Regions from separate parts of the Homo sapiens genome. Here region 2 is linked to region 1. A link is an interaction called in ENCODE POLR2A ChIA-PET data of the cell type or tissue named here. Cell type or tissue: Panc1. All regions are shown on one strand.

Region 1 (8,000 bases):
GAGGAGCAAGTCACATCTTATGTGGATGGCAGCAGGCAAGGAGAGCTTGTGTAGAGAACTCCAATTTTTAAAACCATCAGATCTCCTGAGACCCATTCACTATCATGAGAACAGCATAGGAAAGACCCGCCCCCATGATTCAATCATTTCCCACCAGATCCCTCCCACAACATGTGGGAATTATGGGAGCTACAAGATGAGATTTGGGTGGGGACACAGAGCCAAACCATATCACAGATCACCTCATCATAAGAAGCTGACATTTAAATAATTCAGCTTGCAAGCCTGTTTGCAGATATGATCTCACTGGACCCTCACTGCAACCTCATGGATGAGGAACTTGTAGTTGAGATTCTGAGGGAGCACAGGATGGGGATGTGCCTGGGCTTCCCATGGCACAAGAGGTGAGCTGAACTTTGAAGTCAGCTCTCTGACACTAACCTCTGCTTCCTCAGCAGCATCCTCTTACTGCTCTTGGAGATGACAATCATGTATTCAGATATGCCCACCGTCCTTCCTTAAACCGTTTTGGTTTTTAAAAATGCTTTTGGAGGCCACAAAATTAAAGTTCTCCTGAGAAGGAGAAAGAAGTAATAGGTCATTTTGGGGGTGTATTCCCAGTTCAGAGTAACTTGTTTGTATTAACCAGCATGTGTGTTTCATGGTAGCAAAATGTGTAACTTCAAATGGGGTTATGAGAAAGGGGCTTACTTGACATTAAAATGTTACAGCTAAGATTAATTTCTTGCTCTAAAATTCACAAATGAATGCTGCAAAAAAAGGAGACTTTGTTTTTCTGACACTGAACATAGATAACTTCAAAATGCAAAAAAAAAGAAAAAAGAAAAAAGGATTTAAAAGTGATTCCTTAGTCTCTAAGATAATGTAAGGAGCAGTCTTTTCTAATTTTTTCTTACCTCAATGAGTACTAAACAGAATAACTCAAATTCTGGAAGAATCATGAACCATGAAATGCTAGCATATGAGGATTTTCCTAGATTTCTATTTAAATTGGTCTAGTGACTTCTCTCTGGTTACAGGAAGTAATAGCAGAGTGGTGGGGATAGAGGTGGAGCAAAAAAATATCGTGTAAGTTCTTGGAAGGGTTCACTTCATTGAGGGGCAGAATCTTAATAGGATGGAATAATAATTTAAAAAGAACAACCAGGCCAGATGTGGTGGCTCATGTCTATAATCCCAGCACTTTGGAAGGCCAAGGAGGGAGGATCATTTGAGCCCAGGAGTTTGAGACTAGCCTGGGCAACATAGTGAGACCCTGCTCTACAAAAAATTTAAAAAATTAGCTGGGCATGGTGGTGTGCACCTGTGGTCCCAGCTACTCAGGAGGCTAAGGCTGGAGGACGGCTTGGGCCTAGGAGGTTGAGGCTGCAGTAAGCCATGACTGCATCAGTACACTCTAGCCTGGATGACAGAGTGAGACCCTGTCTCAGAAACACACACACGCACACACACACACACACACACACACACTAAAAAGAACAATCAAAAATAGATCAGGCTATTTCCTCATCTTTTTACCTGAAAATGAATTTTTTTGCACTTTCCTTATACCTGTTTTTTTTTTTTAAAAAAACAGCAAAACACCTCACACATTAAACAATTTTAGAAAATGATTACTGGAACTATTATTTCAGTAGTACTTAGAGTGTTTTCAGCATGTGCAATCTCATCTGATCTCAGAAAAAAACTAGGAAGTAGGCAAGTTTGATGTTTCCCATTTTTCAGATGAGGAAACTGAAGCTCAGAAAGCTTATGCAACTTGTGCAGGATGCCCTGGTGGGTCGGGCTTCCCAATTCCCCAAGCCCATGTTCTGCCTTCCTCCGGCTGACCCGGCTGGCGTGAGATGATACATAAGTGCAGGATGACGGAGTATGGTGAGCAGGGAGGGGCATCGTTAGAAATGCTCCTGGTGTCATATGAATAGAAACGAAGATGGATTCATTTGCTAAAAGTGGAGCTGAAGCTGGATCATGCTAAACCAATGATCTGAAAATGAATTTTACAGGTTTTACTGGAAAACTGTGAATGAAGTTTTGAAATCCCTTGGAACTTCAGCAGGAGAATGTTGAAAAATACAAACATAAGTACATTTTATCACCAGGGAGAAGGGAGACTGGTCCTTCAGAAATTTTGAGTGGTTACAGTTCTTTTCTAAACCATGTTTTCATTTAAAGTAATGGGCAATTTGAAAGAAAAAAAGTATGGGAAATGGTGTGTAATTTAGTTACACCCCAGAATTTATTCCGCAGCAAGTCCCATTTCTCATTCACTGAACTACACAATTAGAGGTCTGCTTGCTGTAAAGTACTTGTATAACTGAGTAAACAGAGTTGAAAAAAATGTGGTAGATGCTAGGCTAACTTTTTCCAGTTGTATTAAATTGCAGTTTCTCTATATAAACTGCTTTAACAGACCTAGTTCTCTAGGAGAAATGGTATTTTTCTTCTCTTACATATAAATTGCAATATTAGTGTCTCTAATAAGAAATTTTAAAGAAAAAAATTTTCTCACTGTTTTTCTCTAAGTTCCTTTTTTCATCATCTCAAATACGTGTTCAACTCAACTCTCTGCTAGAAGATTATGAAACACTTTGATCTTGTCTTCAGATGCCAAATGTAGCACCATTGTTAAGAAGAGCTTTGTCAGGCTGGTGGTTTAAAGGAAGGGGCAAAGTTCCCATTTTAATTTCATGTAAAGTTAATGTTGGCCATAAAGTCACATCTGACTAGTCTTGCCAAGGAATTATTTGACCTTTACCTCTTTGTTTTCTAATTCCTTGTAAAACAGAAATAAAATGGCAAAGCTGAGCTTCAGTCACTGGGAATTACAGAGCACACTGGCTTGTCTCTTAACTTTTATTAGGTGCCATACATATATACAGGATCCATATATAGATATACAGAGAGAGTAATACATATATATATATAATATATATTTGTATATATATAATATATATACATATATATATAATATATATTTGTATATATATAATATATATACATATATAATATATATTTGTATATATATAATATATATACATATATATAATATATAGTATATATATACATATATATTATATATATACATATATATAATATATATTTGTATATATATAATATATATGTATATATATACATTTGCCCTGAGCTTGTTTACATTCTGCCCCTTCTACCTCCCCACCTCCCTGAGTAATATATATATTTCTCTCTATATCTATATATGGAGCCTTTATATATCTATATATGGAGTATATAGAATACACACACACACACACACATATATATATATATATATATATATATATACATGCACACACACATACTCCTAGCAAAATGGAAAATCAGATTTATTATTAGAATAAAACACACTAGGTTGAGCACAGTGGCTCACACCTGTAATCTCAGCACTTTGGGAGGCTGAGGTGGGAGGATTGTTTGAAGCCAGGACTTCAAGATCAGCCTGGTAAACATAGTGAGACCCCGTCTGTACAAAGAAGTTAAAAAAATAGCTAGACATGGTGCACACCTATAGTTTCAGCTACTCAGGAGACTGAGGTGGGAGGATCACTTGAATTTAAGTGTTTGAGGCTGCAGTGAGCTGTGATTGCACCACTGTGCTCTAGCCTGGGTGAAAGAAAGAGACTCTGTCTCAAAAATAAATAAATAAAAGAATAAAACACATTATATGTGTGTTTGTGTGTTTTCAGGGAGAAAAAGGATCACCCAGAGGCATCATCCTTTGTCACATCACCTTTCTTTAAGAAGGAAGTAAGATTGGGGGAAGGTGGGTCCAGATGAGGTGAGCCAGTGGAGAGCTTAAGGGACTGACAACTCCTTCTCCAGTCCTCTTCCTTCTGAGTTCCTCCATTGGTCACACTGTACCCTAATTAATGCTTTCCCTGCAGCCTGAAGCACTTCTTGATCATCACTGTCATAGAAGCAACAGTTTTCCATCAACCACTCCGAAGCCTACAGTCTGACCTGGACCCTACTTCTCCTGCTTTCATTATTCCTCAACATGAATGTCTGTGTTCAATCCCCAAGGCTCTAGAGGGTAAGCCTGAGTGGAAAGTGAGACAGAGCTAGTTAGTGGCAGTGGGACATAGAGCCAGGGAGGAATGAAAGATGATATCCAGGTCGGAGTTGGGAATCAAAGAGGCAGGTCAAAAGAAGTCTTCTTCCCATTAGAAACAATATGGGGGCCTGAGGTGACAGGCTTTACTCTGAGTCTACCAGCCTGAGAAGGGCTCAGGAGGAGACATTCGGGAGAGACTGCTGAGCAGTTGCTATCTATAGCTACTATTGACAATATTTATAAAGTACTGGCTGGTTTGCCCAAGCTAGTTAAGATAAACTCCACATGAGACAAATGAGTCCATTAATTTCCCCAGAGCTTGACCCGTTTAATCTGCCTTCTGGACCCCTGCTTATTGTTTGTCCAGCCTGGAATGCCTTCCCCTTTGCCTTGAGCTTGTTTACATTCTGCCCCTTCTTACACCTCCCCTCCTCCCTGAGCCTTTGCCAGTCACTTTACCCTCACCAAACTCCCCATGAATCATCCATTTGGCTCAGAGCATGTGTGAGTGGTAAGAAGAGCAACAAGAGCATTTTTGGAGCATTTGCTGTATGCCAGGGACAGCACTAAGCTCTTTACGTAGATGATCTCATTTAATTGTATTGCTACTTAACTACATATGTGCAGAATTCGTTTTTCCAAAATCCTTCTCAAAGATGGGGCTGTCTTTTATCTTTTTGCACCCAAATGACTAACAGAGACATGCTAAGTAAAGATTTGTAAATGATGAATATAAGAAGACAGCTTCTTTTTTCAAAATATAGTAAAAATAGTGATAGAGAAGATACAATCAGTAGATTTCTCCAGAAGGAAGAAGGGCAGAAGTAATATCAGTGCATAGGCAATTAGAAAGGTCTAAATGTTTAATGTCCGTAGCTGTCCAATCCTGGAAGTGTAGATTTGGAAGATCCCAGCACCAGAGGTATTCAGGTGGAGGCAGATTAACTATCTGGCAGTCAAGAGATTCTTAGACCGTGTAGGAGGTTAGATTAGGTGCTGTCTAAAGAAGCTTCTGAGGCTGGGCATGGTGTCTCATGCCTGTAATCCAAGTACTTTGAGAGGCTGAGGTGGGAGGATAGCTTGAGACAAGGAGTTTGAGGCTGCAGTGAGTTGTGATCGTACCACTGCACTCCAGCCTGGGCAACAGAGACCCTGTCTCAAACAAAACAAAACAAACAAAACACCAAAAAAAAAAAAACCCCAAGAAGCTTCCAATGCTGAGATTCTACTGCTCATGCAACAATTCAACCAATATTTACTGAGTTCTGTGGTAGAATAATCCTCCCACCCCCAGCAAAGATGTCCATGTCCTAATACTTGGAACTTGTGAATATGTTACCTTACATGGCCAAAGGGATTTTGCAGATGTGGATAAGTTAAGGATCCTGAGATGGGAAGATCATCCTGGATTATCTGGGCGGGCTCAACGCAATCACAAGGGTCCTTCTAAGAAAGAGTCAAGAGGGTCAGAGTCAGAGGAGAGGTGGCAACAGAAGCAGAGGTCAGAATGATGCCACTGATGGAAGGAGCCACAAGCCAAGGGATGTGGGCAACTAGAATCTGAAAAAGACAGGGAAATGGATTTCTCCCTAGAGCCTCCAGAAGAATTGCCTCATCAGTAGCTGGGACCACAGGTGTGTGCCACCACGCCCAGTCTTTTTTAAAAAAATTCATTTTTAGTAGAGATGGTATTTTACCATGTTGTCCAGGCTGTTCTCGAACTCCTGAGCTCAAGCGATCCACCTGCCTTGGCCTCCCAAAGTCCTGGGATTACAGGCATGAGCCACTGTGCCCGGCCCTCCCTCCCTCCTCTTCTTTTCTTGCAGGTAGAGCCCACCTCTCTTTTTGGATGCAGAAAATGCCAGATCCTTGCATTTCCATCCTCCCTTGCATTATGGGTATGGGTCTGTGACCAAATCAGGGCCAAGAGGATGTGAAAAAGCAATCTTCTGGGGGACTTTGGGAGAAAGAGGTTTTCTCTATTAAAAAAGAGAGACACACATGGGAGAATCAGCCTCACTCTCCCATTCTGGTTTTACAAGTGGTTGTGTGAGATGCCACGTTTGGATCCACCACTGCCACCCTGCGACCACAAAAGGAGGCATCCCCTATGCGTTAAGGAGGGCAGATGGAAATAGGGAAACTGCCTGGGCCCCATGTGACCTTGTGTCCCTGCTGGACCAACTCTGGGATCATCTACCTTTAAAATGTGGGTAAGGAAGAAAATAACATTTTTAATTGTTTATGACAATTTTAGCTAGGTTACTTGCAGGTGGCAGGCAGCAAGTTCACTGAATACTGCTTAACTTATGCACAATTGCAAAATCCTTTCTTGGGTGAATACTGGTATGAGTATATACAATTTCATTTTTGGCTTACATTTAAAAGGCACTTATCATTAATCTAATAAATAAGTTATTAAGGGTTAAGAATATTTGGAATCCATAACTTAACTCAGCATGTTTGTAGAGCTTTGGAGAACTCCAGTTCAGCATTCTCTTAAGAATCTGGCCGCTGTACAAGGCCGACAATGTTCAATGCTCCTACAGAATGTGTACACATACTGAAACTGGCAATCTTAACAGTTTTCAGGAAGGATGCATTTTGCTGCTATTCTTGCTTTTTCATTATTAATTATGATGACTTTATCTTCATTACTACCAATTTAATTTGCTGTGGGGTGTTAATGCCACCTTATGTGGCATTCCATATGTCCTTTGGCACTCCAATGACAGATACTTCCTTTGCATTGGATATCTTTGGGGATAGGCTTTAAGACCCACAAGTTCTATGGTTTCTAGATGAAACTCCATACTACTCCAGTTGCAGAAGATAGGTCTCTAACCAGCCCCAAAGTGCTAGTTTAATAAAGGTCAGTACTATTGCAGTGGGGAAAAGCATGAACAGGTGAAGTAAGTGGGCAGTGGAAACAATTTAGAAAGCATGTCAGTGCACTATAAACCCTGAATGAATGTTTCTGTCATCATACTATATGGTTACAATAACAATAACTACATTTACTTTGTATTATTTAATTTGCTTACCACAGCAGCCAACTGAAGGAGGTATTATCCCCATTTGACAGATCTAAAGCTGTGTCTTAGGGCTTAGGGGATGTGCCTCAATCATAGAGCTAGAAAGTGTGTGAGATAGAGTTCGAATTCAGGTCTGCTTGATTCCAAAACCTGGGCACCAGCTTTAAAAAATATGTCTTCTAGGCCAAACGCTGTGGCTCACGCCTGTAATTCCAGCACTTTGGGAGGCTGAGGCGGGTGGATCACGAGGTCAGGAGATTGATACCATCTTGGCTAACACGGTGAAACCACGTCTCTACTAAAAATAAAAAAAAAATTAGCCAGGCATGGTGGCACACGCCTTTAGTCCCAGCTACTCAGGAGGCTGAGGCAGGAGAATTGCTTGAACCCAGGAGGCAGAGGTTGCAGTGAGCCAAGATCATGCCACTGCACTCCAGCCTGGGCCACAGAATGAGACTCTGTCTCAAAAAAAAAAAAAAAAAAAAAAATATATATATATATATATATATATATATATATATATATATATATATATATTCTAAATGTGCCATTAAAATGAGAAAATTCAAAATCATGAAGACAAATTATGGGGACTGGGTTGTGTTTGTGCTCATAAGGTGTTTTTTGCCTATAAATTCAAAACTTTGTTGGAATTACCACATAAGACTTAACTATTTGTCAAACAAATATTTTCTATTGAACAGAGTTTTTACCTATGAATATTGATTCTACAAAGACACTTAAATAAAATTTCCAGTCCTGTGCCTCCAGTTGATTTTGTCTTCTTTATTCTTACATGCAGTACATGCTCAAGTGTTGCTGGTAAAGAGATGTGTTGTTACTAATATTATTATTATTTGAGTCAGGGT
Region 2 (8,000 bases), 190 kb before region 1:
AAACAAATGAAGTACCAGGCTGCAGTAATAGGATTTTGTCCATAATAAGGGATATGATATTCATTCCATGTTGGTTAGGACACATTTACAATGTTGGCCTTATTTCTGAAAGCTACACTTTAAGAAAAGTAAATGAAAAGATAGATATGTCAAGAGGAGGGTAACCCATGAGAACCTTTGAAGGAATTGAGAGTGCTTATTGTGGAGAAGGAAGACTTGACAGGAATGAGTGAAGGAGGGAAGGGGACAGTTGTTTTCAGGTAATGCAGGGCTGTAATGAGTTGTTCTACAGGGTAGAATTAGATCCAGGATACCACCAGACTTTTTTTTTCTGAGAACTAAGATATTCTCTTAACTGCAGTTACAGTGATCAAAATTAGGAAACTTAACATTAATACCATTATCTAATTTACAGTCCACAATCAAATTTTTTCAATTATCCTAATAATTATTTTTATAGCTTTTTAAAATCGAAGATCATACATTGCATTTGATTTCATGTCTCTCCAGTCTCCTTTAATCTGGAACAGTTAGTCAAATTTTTTTTTTTATTAATTTTTTTTTTGAGACCGGGTCTCACTGTGTTACCCAGCCTGGAGTGCAGTAGCGTGATCATGGTTCACTGCAACTTCCACCTGCCAGCCCCAGGCAATCTTTTCACGTCAGCCTCCCGAATAGGTGGGACTACAGGTGCGTGCTACCATGCCTGGCTAATGTTTTGTTTTTTTGTAGAGACGGAGCGTCACTATATTATCCAGGCTGGTCTCCAACTCCTGAGATCGAGGGATCCTCCTGCCTTGGCCTCCCAAAGTGTTGAGATTACAGGCGTGAGCCACAGCACCTGGCCTCACATTTCTTTATTTTATGTATTTGTTTTTTGAGACAGGGTCTCACTTTGTCATCCAGGCTGGAGTGTAGTGGCATGAATTCGGCTCACTGTAGCTTTGACCTCCTGGACTCAAGTGATCCTCCTGCTTTAGCCTCCCAAGTAGCTGGGATTACAGGCCTGAGCCACCATGTCCGGCCTGGCCTCAAATTTCTTGACATTTTTTAAGAGATTAGGCCAGGTATTTAGTGTCCCTCAGTTTGAATTTCTTGTGGTTAGATTCAGGGTGAGTACACTGATACTTCCAATTCTAGTCACTACAGGGTATGTTCAAATTTCCCACCCTTCCATATTTGTGATATCTTAAGTTTTTTTGCTTCATGTTTAAAAATACCTGTTGGGTGAGGTGCATTGGTTTATGCCTGTAATCCCAGCACTTTGGGAGGCCAGGGGAGGAGGATCCCTTGAGCCCAGGAGTTTGAGACCAGTCTGGGCAACATAGCGAGAACTTGTCTCTACAAAAAAAAAGCCAGGCTGGGTACGGTGGCTCATGCCTGTAGTCCCAGCACTTTGAGAGGCTGAGGTGGGCAGATCATGAGGTCAGGAGTTTGAGACCAGCTTGGCCAATATGGTGAGACCCCGTCTCTACTAACAGTACAAAAATTAGCCGGGTGTGGTGGTGTGTGCCTGTAGTCGCAGCTACTTGGGAGGCTGAGGCATAAGAATCGCTTGAACCTGGGAGGCAGAGGTTGCAGTGAGCCTAGATCACGCCACTGTACCAGCCTGGGCGACAGAGCAAAACTCCATCCAAAACAGAAACAAAAACAATGGTACAGAAAAACCAAGTAAAAAAAAAAAAAAAAGCCAGGCATCATGGCTTGTGCCTGTAGTCCTAGCTACTCAGGAGATTTAGGTGGGAGGATTGCTTGAGCCCAAGAGTTCAAGGTTGCAGTGAGCTATGATCGTGTCACTGCACTCTAGCCTGGGCAACAGAGCAAGACCTCGTCTGGAAAACAAAAAAAATTCCTTGTTAGCAATTTGAAACTATAATCAAGAGATGAAAAGGGGGTGTCTTGTGATTTAAGAGACTCCTCTAACTTGGAAAAAGAAAGCAATTTTGAGTGCCCACTTTATGCCAGACATTCCATAATCTGATATGGAATGATAATTATTCAAGATTGGTGTGCCTTTTTCTTTCATGGAAGAGAAAAGTAGTTAATCTCTCCTCAGAGAGGTTGTAATTTTTTACCAGGTATCTAACTGCAATGCCCTTAATCATTCCTCTGTGATTAGGGCAGCTAAGTGTCAGAAAAGCCAGTATGGTATGTTTTCTAGGCTAAATAACTTCTGAGGGCCCTTTTAGTCATTGCATTGGAAATTTACTTGGTTTTTCTGTACCATTGTTTTTGTTTTTGTTTTTGTTTTGGTTTTGGTTGGAGTTTTGCTCTTGTTGCCCAGGCTGGAGTGTAATGGCGTGATCTTGGCTCACTGCAGCCTCGGACTCCTGGGCTCAAGCGATTCTCCTGCCTCAGCCTTCCAAGTAGCAGGTATTACAGTTACCCGACACTCTGCCTGGCTAATTTTTGTTTTTTTAGTAGAGACGGGGTTTCACTATGTTGGCTAGACTGGTCTCGAGGTCTGACCTCATGATCTGCCCACCTCAGCCTCCCATAGTGCTGGGATTACAGGCATGAGCCACTGCGCCTGGCCTCTGTACCATTGTTAACTGTATGGTGTTCTGAGTGATTTTCCTAAAGGGCATTCAATGATTTTTTTTTTTTTTTTTTTGCGTTAAAGCAATTAAAGCTCAATTTAATGATGGCAAATTAGGGTAACAAATGCACTTAGAGTAAATTAGGAATTTGGGTTTGAAGTTTCCTAGAAAAATATTTATAAATGAAAAATACGTGTTTGTGTTTATTGTGTGTTCATAAATGTGTGATTCTTTTTAGATCAACTATTTCTGTATATAATTGGAAGAAATAGAAATTAGTCCAGAATGGTAGAAAGCTTGAATTTGGTCATGATGGTAGTATGAAGTGTAGAGAGAAGCAGTCTGAGAGTTGGGGCCTAAAATAATAGGATAGAAGTAATGTGGCCTTCTGCAATTCCATATCTGGGTTATTCCTGAAAGGATTGAAGGCCGGGTCTTGAAGAGAGATTTGTACACCTGTGTTCATAGCCACACTGTTCACAATAGTTAAAATGTGAAAGCAACCCAAGTGTCCATTAATGGATGAGCAAAATGTGGTATATGCATAGGGAATATTATTTACCTCTAAAAAGGAAGGAGATTCTGACATGTTGCCACATGGATGAACCTTGAGGACATTATGTTAAGTGACATGAGCCAGTCACAAAAAGATACTGTATGTTTCCACATATATGAGGTATTTAGAGTAGTTAAAATCATAGAAACAGAAAGTAGAAAGGTAGTTGCCAGAGGCTAGAGGTGGGGGATATGCGGAGTTAATGTTTAAGGAGCGTAGAGTTTCAGTTTTACAAAATGGAGTTTTGGAGATGGATGGTAGTGATGATTGCATTATGAATGTATTGGATTACACTGAACCATACACTTAAAAATGATTAAGATGACAAATTTTATGTTATGTGTATTTTACCACAATAAAAAAAAATATTGGGGAGGGGAGAAGTAACTTACCTCTCACTAACGAGGCATACTCTTCTTTACCTGCTAGAAAATGAAATGTCAGCCAGGCACAGTGGCTCATGCCTGTAATCCCAGCTCTTTGGGAGGTTGAGATTGGAGGATCACTTGAGGCCAGGAGTACCACTCCAGCCTGGGCAACATAGTGAGACCCTGTTTCTATAAAAATTTAAAAAATAGCTGGGTGTGGTGGCAAGCCCCTGTAGTCCTAGCTACTTGGGAGGCTAAAGCAGGAGTATCGCTTGAGCCCAGGAATTTGAGGTGGCAGTGAGCTATTGTCCTGCCACTGCCCTCTAGCCTGGGTGACAAGAGTGAGATCCTGACTCAAAAACAAACAAACAAACAAACAAAACCACAACAACTGAGCTCTGCCTTCCCCCAATCCTCACTCCTCTAGTAATACTTTAAAAGGAACTTTTTTTTTTTTTTGGGTAATCAAAACATAGGATTCAACTGGTTTCTTTCTTTCTTTTTCTTTTTTTTTTTTTTTGAGATGGAGTCTCTCTTTGTCACCCAGGCTGCTGGAGTGCCGTGGCGTGATCTCGGCTCACTGCAACCTCCACCTCCCGGATTCAAGTGATTCTCCTGCTTCAGCCTCCTGAGTAGGATTACAGGCACGTGCCCCCACGCCTGGCTAATTTTTGTATTTTTAATAGAGATGGGGTTTTACCATGTTGGCCAGGTGGGTTTCACCATGTTGGCCAGGCTGGTCTCGAGCTCCTGACCTCAGGTGATTCACCCATCTTGGCCTCCCAAAGTGCTGAGATTACAGGAGTGAGCTACCACACCTGGATCAACTGGTTTTTTAAATTTAAAAATTGATTAAGTATATTAGAAAAATTCAATGAGATAATAAATCGAATTAAACTAAATTAAACATTTTTCTTTCATTAGTAATATTAAAACACTTAAAGCTACATTGAGTGATAGCAAATTAGTAAAGCCTATTAAGTCTTCTATGTAAAGTATGATTCAGAAATATATATTTTATATATATATGCATGATCTCGGCTCACCGCAACCTCCGCCTCCCAGGTTCAAGCAGTTCTCCTGACTCAGCCTCCCTAGTAGCTGGGATTACAGGCATGTGCCACTACGCCCGGCTAATTTTGTATTTTTAGTAGAGACGGGGTTTCTCCATGTTGTTCAGGCTGGTCTCGAACTCCTGACCTCAGGTGATCCGCCTGCCTCGGCCTCCCAAAGAAGTATATTTTAATGAACTTTCTTGCATAGTCATTTAAAAATGCATTTAGAATTTTTAACAAATGAAGCTTTATCTTAAAAGCCACCTGACAGTGTCCTTCAAGGATGGAAACATTTATATGCTGTGACCCAATAAGTCTGTTTTAAGGTAATAATCAAATGCAGACATAGAGTGTACAAGAATGTTAATCACAGCATTTTAAATAATAAATAGTATAATATCAGAAGCAGCTTAAATGTCCTAACAGAATGGAAATGGTCAAATTATAAACTATTTATACAGTTTTTATATGGCCATTAACAATTTTAGGCTGGGCGGTGTGGCTCACGCCTGTAATCCCAACATTTTAGGAAGCCAAGGCGGGAGGATCGCTTGAGCCCAGGAGTTGGAGATCAGCCTGGGCAACATAGGGAGACCTTGTCTCTACTAAAAAGAAGAAGAAGAAAAAAAAAAAAAGCCAGGATGTGGTAGTGTACACACCTATGACTATAGGTCCCAGCTACTTGGGAGGCTAAGCTGGGAGGTTCGTTTGAGCCCGGGAGATCAAGGCTGCAGTGAACAGTGATCTCCCCATTGCATTCCAGCCTGGGTGACAGAGTGAGACCCTGTCTCTAAAAAATAAAAAAATCCCAGACAATTTAGCCCTTAATTATGTGGCTTAAGTGGGGAATAAATGCCAGGATGCCAAATTAAGTGTGTGTTGTGTGAATTCTGATTTTTAAAATTCACATTGAAATAAGAATGGAAGAGAATACACTAGTATGTTGTGTTTTTTTTTTTTTTTTTTTTTTTTGAGACAAAGTCTCGCTCTGTCGCCCAGGCTGGAATGCAGTGGCGTAATCTCAGCTCGCCGCAACCTCTGCCTCCTGCATTCAAGCGATTCTCCTGCCTCAGCCTCCCTAGTAGCTGGGATTACAGGTGTGTGCCACTGAGCCTGGCTAATTTTTGTATTTTTAGTAGAGACAGAGTTTTGCCATGTTGGCCAGACTGGTCTCAAACTCCTGACCTCAGGTGATCCACTCACCTTGGCCTCCTAAAGTGCTGGGATTACAGGCATGAGCCACCGCACCCAGACCTACACTAGTATGTTAAGTGGTTGTTGAAATGGGGTAAGCTATATTTGTACTTTATATTGTGGATGTGTCTAAATTATTGTATTTTGTATAATTGTCCATTCATTTAACATTTATTGGATACTATATGCTTGTTAAATAATTTAACAATTATTTATTGGATACCTATACTTGGGGTCCTAGAACCAATCCCCCCCACGTATACTGAGGGATGACTATAGTCTGTTCTCATTATTCTTGGATTCCACGTTTGTGAACTCATTTACTGGCTAAAATTTATTTGTAACCCCCAAATCAATATGTCTGGCACTTTCGCAGTCATTTGCGGACATGTTCAGAGTGGTGAAATTTGAGTTGCTTGATGTACACATTTCCAAATGAGGTTAAACAAAATGACTCTCTGCTGCCTTGTTCTAGCTCTCTTGTCTATTTACTTAGTGCTACATCTTTCCCACTTTTTTTTTTAGAGGTGGTTTCACTGTTTAAAATTGCCCCTAAGTGTAGTGCTAAAGTGCTGTCTATAGTGTTCCTAAGTGCAAGAAGGCTGTGATGAAAAGTTATAGTGCTGTTGACTGTGAGTTCCGTGTTTATGAATCAGCAATATAAAAGTGTTTTTAGGCTGGGTGCGGTGGCTCACGCCTGTAATCCTAGCACTTTGGGAGGCCGAGGTGGGTGGATCACTTGATGCCAGGAGTTAGAAACCAGTCTGGCCAACACAGTGAAACCCCATCTCTACTAAAAATAGAAAAAATTAGCTGGGCGTGGTGGTGCACACCTGTAATCCCAGCTACTCAGGAGGCTGAGGCATGAGAATCACTTGAACCCGGGAGGCGGAGGTTTCAGTGAGCCGAGATCATACCGCTGCACTCCAGCCTGGACGACAAAGTGAGACTGTCTCGAAAAGTAAGTAAATAAATAAAGAAATAAAAGTGTTTTTAAATAAAAGTACAGATAAAACAAGGATATGTGTTGTTAGGCTGTTGAAAATGTTTTAGTCAGAGGCTAGCAGGAACTTCACTCTGAATTTCTCTTGTATTGAGTATTTGATAATTCAGTGCTCATGGCAACTTTATGAGAATCAACTATATATGATCTGTTATGGCACTTAGGGATTTTGAAATACTGAAACTAGCTTGGGAACTGCTTTACCTGTCCTGTAGATTCTTAGAGGTGACGGAGAGTCCAGCTTAGAGGTTGGTTAATATGCTGGTAAAAATTTTTGTGCCCTCTGAAGACAGTACAAATTCAAGAATTTAGAGCAATGGTGCATATCTGATAAGATTCAAGGTCTCAATATTTTGATATTCAGACCTTGACTTTGATATCAAAAGATATTTCAGGGAGGACTCTGTCCCATGAGAAATGGTAAAATATCCTAACTCATTGTGAATCTTTACCTTGATCCGTCTCCTTTAGATTATTTTATTTGCTTTTAAGACTTTTCCTAGTCTTTTTGATTGTTGTGTTGACAGAAACCATTGAGAATTCTTAAGACAGATGGAGCATGGCTTTTAGAGAGGATTAAGTAGTCATTTATTTATTACCTGTCACTGGCCTTAAAAAAAATTGACATTAAATAACATCCTTAAGGATAAGTATCACTAAATAAAATTAATGGAAATTTTGACTTTTTTCCTAAATTTAACTGACAAATTTAAAAAATATTTAAAGCAAGCCAAGAATTAAAATTTTTTGTAAGCATTTTCAAAATGCAGTATACAGTTAGGCAGCTATAAAATATATTGTTGTGAGGAAAACTGTAAGTTGATGAAAGGGAAACATTTGTAAAAATTAAATATATAGATGGATCTTTACATCAGGCATTTCACCTAGGCCTTGCTGAATTATTTATGCTTCATTTATGAATGTCCATTGAAGATGAATGGCTGTCCAGAGCTGAGATTATGTCTTAATGATAAGTACATAGTACACTGTGTGTGCTAAACTAATGTATCTTGAAATGAATCAGTCTTGCTAGTCCAATAATCATTTTCAAGTTAGTCTGTTCCAGGATTTAACAAGCTGGTTTGGACCTAAGAATGATATATGGTGCCTTCTCATCTCATTTCTTCTTCTAAGTCATAGATCAACAAAGGGATTTTTTGGAACTGAAAAGTCCAGGGTGTTTGTCTGGTTCAGGCTGAGCTAAGTCAGTACGTTTAAATGATGTCATATTAGTGCTCTGCTTCTGTTGCTCTACTGCTGACAAATTCAGCTTTATTTGTTGCT

What was found. Peaks named below come from ENCODE experiments on the same cell type or tissue, not always from the same donor. Only the 100,000 strongest peaks of a DNase experiment are listed, where the experiment ranks them.
Region 2: POLR2A ChIA-PET joins it to region 1 with 10 read pairs; 3 of 35 experiments call an interaction of 5 or more read pairs at or near these places.

Annotation. Positions count from the first base shown.
Region 1 is chr1:77,470,495-77,478,494 of GRCh38, reverse strand. All of the region lies in intron 8 of AK5 (adenylate kinase 5), which reads right to left. Among named protein-coding and RNA genes, the nearest start is that of AK5, 190 kb to the right of the region's middle. In Panc1, no CTCF peak of the experiment used is centred here; a DNase peak (open chromatin) is centred at 4,604.
Region 2 is chr1:77,655,670-77,663,669 of GRCh38, reverse strand. The region is part of intron 1 of ZZZ3 (zinc finger ZZ-type containing 3); the gene reads left to right. Among named protein-coding and RNA genes, the nearest start is that of ZZZ3, 23 kb to the left of the region's middle. RefSeq lists an enhancer at 1,067-1,566. In Panc1, no CTCF peak of the experiment used is centred here; no DNase peak of the experiment used is centred here.